Regions from separate parts of the Homo sapiens genome. Here region 1 is linked to region 2. Evidence: chromatin loops called from intact Hi-C (ENCODE). Cell type or tissue: Calu3. All regions are shown on one strand.

Region 1 (2,500 bases), 92 kb after region 2:
ACATCATTTTTTATTCCTGTAGTTAATCTGTCTAAAGATTTGTCAAGTCTGTTGATCTTTACAAAGAAATAAAACTTAATGTTATTGATTTTTCTCTACTGTTTGCTTGTCCTTTATTAGTATCTCTACGCTAGGCTCATATTTTCTTTTTTGGGGTTCATCTTACTTTACTTTTTGTAGTTTCTTAAGTGTAACATGAGATTATTGATCTGATATTTTTTTTTACATTAAAAATGTATGTGGTTATGGCTATAAATTTTCCTGTTAGCACTGCTTTTTGCTGCAACCCATAAGTTTTGGCATGATGTGTTTTGTTGTCAGTAGTCTCAAGTGATTTCTAATTTTCCCTATGATTTCATATTTGACTTGTTGGTTAAGTGTGTTGTTTAATTTCCACAAATTTGTGAAATTTGCTGTTTTAATTTGATTATGTTTTTAGTTTTATTTCCTTGTGATTGGAAAAGTCCATTGCATGATTTTAGTCTTTTAAAATATATTAACTTGTTTTGTAGCCTAATATGTGGTCTATCCTGGAGAGTGTTCTTCCATGTTCTCTTGAGGAAACTGTAAGGAGTATCCTGCTGCTGTTGGGTAGAGTGTTCTATATTTGTCTGTTTGGTCCGATTGGCTTATATATTTAAGTCCTCTATTGTTTCGAACCTCTATTATTCTAGCCATGAGAATTCACTAATGAGAATTCACTAAATATTCACTGACAGTGAATTATTTGAGTTTTCAACATTTATTATAGACCTATCAACTTCTTTTAATTTCTCTCACTGTATCTTCATATATTTTGTAGTTCTGATGTTTAGTAAATGTATGTTTATAACTTCTCTATTTTCTTGGTGAACAAATCTCTATCAATACATGTGTCTTTTGTTGAGTCTTATAACAGTTCTCAACTTAAAGTTAATTGTGTCTGATGTTAGCGTAGCCACCTCTGGTCTCTTTTGGCTACCATTTACATGAAGTATCTTTTTCCATCCTATTACTTTCACCTTCTTTGTGTCTTTAGCTGTAAAGTTAGTCTCTTTTAAACAATAAATAGTTGAATTTTTTTCTTTTTGATTCATTCTTCCAATTTGTATTGTTGGGAAGAATTTAATTCATTCACATTTAAAGTAATTACTGATAAAGAAGGTCTTCTTTCTGCATTTAGTCTTTTCTGTATAATGTTTGTTTTTCAATACTGTCTGATTTATGTTTATTTGATTTTTTTGTAGTGAAACTATTTTATTGCCTTTTATCTTTTGTGTATACTTGAAAATATTATTGTGGTTTCAATGGGGATAATATATTATATCCTAAAGTTATAGTAATCTACTTGAATTAACACTCGTTTAACTTCAATTGCATCGAAATGTTGACTCATACCCAGCCTGGCCAACATGGCGAAACCCTGTCTCTACTAAAAATACAAAAATTACCTGGGTGTGGTGGCGCATGCCTGTAATTTCACTACTAAGGAGGCTGAGGAAAGAATTGCTTGAGCCCAGAGGTGGAGGTTGCAGTGAGCCAACATCATGCCACTGCATTCCACACTGGGTGATGCATTGAGATTGTCAAAAAGAAAAAAAAGTTGACTCATACAAACCTATCCTGTTTTTATGTTGAGTCACAAATTACGTCTTTATACATTGTGTGTTCACTAACACAGACTTGTAATTATATTGTATTTATTTGCATTTTAAATCTTGTAGAAAATAAAAAGTGGAGTTACAAGCTAAAATTTCAATAATGCTGGCTTTTATGTACCAGTGTACATTTATCAGAGATTTTTATATCTTCATATAGTTTATCTCCAGCATCCTGAAATTCAACCTGAGAGTCTCTCTTTATAATTTTTCATACACAAAATCTAGGGCCAATGAAGTGCCTCAAGTTTTAATTTCTGGAAATGCCATAATTTTGCCTTCATTTTAAAGGACAATTTTGCCGTGTGTAGAATTCTAGGTTGAAAGTGTTTTATTTTAGGGCTTTAAATATGTCATCCCACTACCTGCTGATCTCTAAAGTTTCTGATGAGCATTTGGTCACCTACTTCTTAAGGATTTCTTCGATATGATGATTCACTTCCCTCTTACTGCTTTCAAGATTCTCTTTTGATAATTTGATTGTAATGTGTGTCACGGTGGGTGTCACCGAATTCATTGAACTCGGAGTTTGTTGCACTTTTTGGATGTGTAATTTTGTCTTTTACAGAAATCATATAAATGGGCCTATAGCCTTTGAGACTGACTTTTCTTACGTATCAGTTTGCATTTCAAATTCAACCATGTCTTTGTGAGTCTCGACACGTCATTCCATGTTATCACTGTGCAGCATTCCATTGCATGGGTGTGATGTACCACAGTTTATCGATTCAATTATTGAAGGATATCTTGGTAGATCACAGATAGTGGATTTTATGACTAAAGCTGCTATAATTATTTGAATGCACATTATTTTTTATTTTATTATTATTATTATTATACTTTAAGTTTTAGGGTACAAATGC
Region 2 (2,500 bases):
TTTTTTTCAGGAGGTTAATACATGTCAGTTTGACATTGTATCATTGAATCAGAATTGAACATCAGAAAGAGTAAAATTCCCAGGCCTTTTTTACCCTAGCCTGGGTACAAGCTCAAGATGATGCAGAAGGAGGAGCAAAGCATGGGATCCAAGAAAGTTAAGTTCCAGCTCAGGTCGAAGAGAATCATGTCTGTGATCTGTGTCTTTGGTTTCTTCATCTACAGCTGTCATCTTGTGGGCTGGAGCATGGTGGCCAGGAAGTGTGCAAGGGGCTCTGGTGTCCATGCAGCCCTCATAGACCTGAGGAGGTATGATTGCTCTAAGCCCCCAGTGGGGTTCCAGTTTGATAGCTGCCCTGGATGGAGATGTGGGAGTGAGAGAAAGGGATATGGAGGCAGGTCTAATTTACTCAGCAGCACCTCAGGTCTTTGGGACTTCCTGGTGTCTGAGAGGAGACAAGCAGAATGGACTTGCTGAGCTCCTCATCTCCAGGAAACAGTTCTTCTATAAGGATTCCTGGGCTGGGTGTTTAGCATCTTTCATATGCCCCCACCCCAATCCCACCATCTCTTTCGGAGACTTGAAATGAAATCGCTTAACATTAACTCACACCACCTCTAGCTCTGCTCTTTAGGATTAAATGAAGTTTAAAGTCATTGAGCCTCTCCCAGAGGCTAGACCCTGTGTGTGCATATGCATGCCTGTGTCCTCATGTGTGCATGTGTGTGCGTGTGAGTGTGTGTGCATGCACATGTTTGAGGGCAGCATAGGGAATGAAGATACAGAGCAACCTGGACAAATACTCTGCAGTCTAGGCAAGAGTGAGTGTGGTCACTGATGTTGAGGCACAGAGCTAAGTGTGGGGAAATATGGCTGAAGTTTGTTCAGCGTGCTGTGGAAATCCATTTGGATGATCGGTGGGGGTGAGTGGGTCACAGAAAACCTCCTGGGGAGCTGTCACCTCCAGGAATGATGTAGAGGGGATTCTGTCTCTTTCTAGGTCAATGCATATCGACCATCCTGTGGCAGTTTATCCAGTCTTTTGTCCTCTAGCTGCATTTGTTTATCTTATTGGATGTAAGAAAAGCTACATCCTTTTCTTCTCTTCACCACCAAGACTTCCTGGGCTGGTCAGCGGACAAGGAGAAGGTTTACCTAATCTCTCAAAATAAAGAAATGGAAACCTAGTCCTAGTGTGTGCCTCACAAAGGACGCACCTTGTGCTCCTTGCCAAGGCATAGCCCAGGTAGCTCTGATCTTTTGATACCACCAGTTCCCAGGTGGTGGTGCTAGAAACACATCAGTGGTTTGGGGCCGGACAGTGGATGATGGATGGGGGTTCTTACCTACACAGGCAGTAGTGTCAGCTTAAAGTTTATTTAAGAAATTCTGCCTGCTAAACTTAAACAAAAAGACTTTAAGCTGTGGAAATTGTAGAGAAAAATATATTCTACATACCTACAATGCAAAGAGCTTGAGAAAAATTTAGGCCCAGGAGAAGAGTTTAATAACAAGATTTAGAACAAGAACCAGAAGCTCTACTCTTTGTTTCAGTCTGAAATCAACCAGCAGGTACATTCCTGTGCACAGTGAAGGGACCCAGGAACCTATAATCTTGACTAGGCAAAAGGGAAGTGGGTGCAATTTGGGGGGACCTTCCCAATCCTACTATAAAATTAGTTCTTATCCTTTCTCTTCCATCTCCACTCTTGATTGTTCTTGAAATTTTTTATCCTTCAGGTATATTTTTCAATTGACTATGATGTGGTTTTGCCTCCATGGAAATAAGGGAGAGGCTATTGTGTGGCTGGTGGGAGGAGAACTGGGATATAATATGATTAGATTCAAACTTCCATAATCACTGAATATGATTAGCTCCCAAGGAAACTCCTGCCAGTTGCACTTAGGAACCCAAGGAAGAAACCCAGATAGGAACCCAGGAGACATCCTCTGCTCTGCCTTCTTCCTCAGCTTCCACAAGCCTGCACATAATTCAAGGCTGTCCCTTATGAAGACATACATTCAATACATCATCCCACATGCCCTCTGTGCCTAATAGAAGCCCTCGTCAGATCAGCCTAATGGTTCATGCAGCACATGTGTGTCCCCACTGCTGCAGGAGACAACCGAGGAGGCTTCTCTAGTGAGCCTCAGTGTCTTATTCTCTTTGTCTTCAGGTTTTATAAACTAGATGCTTTCTAGCTGTTGTTGTCAATGGTTGTTGAATAATGGTACAGAACTCAATTTAGCAGTGCTAAATTGGTTCTGATTAATGATTATTGAATTAAAGGTCAGAACTTAATTTAGCTGGATAGTTAAACAACAGGCATAAATAAAACCCACAAGTAAGCTGAGACCAAGGAGAATGTCCTCAACCCTTTGAGACTTGTGCTACTGTGGTGTGTTGTGCTCTGAGACCCTGGAGACCTGGCCTACAATCATGCCCTAGACCAGTGGTTGTCAAAGTGTGGTGTGGGAACCTTGGGGTCCCTGAGATGCA

Evidence for each region. Peaks named below come from ENCODE experiments on the same cell type or tissue, not always from the same donor. Only the 100,000 strongest peaks of a DNase experiment are listed, where the experiment ranks them.
Region 1: a loop joins it to region 2, with 2.9 times the contacts of the local background. A loop is called at or near these places in 4 of 110 quality-filtered maps.

What each region holds. Positions count from the first base shown.
Region 1 is chr1:153,099,456-153,101,955 of GRCh38, reverse strand. No RefSeq gene overlaps it. Among named protein-coding and RNA genes, the nearest start is that of SPRR2E, 6.2 kb to the right of the region's middle. RefSeq lists an enhancer at 1,141-2,340. In Calu3, no CTCF peak of the experiment used is centred here; DNase peaks (open chromatin) are centred at 1,465 and 2,305.
Region 2 is chr1:153,191,687-153,194,186 of GRCh38, reverse strand. It overlaps a transcript of SPRR2G not described here. Among named protein-coding and RNA genes, the nearest start is that of LELP1, 10 kb to the left of the region's middle. In Calu3, a CTCF peak has its summit at 1,298; a DNase peak (open chromatin) is centred at 1,286.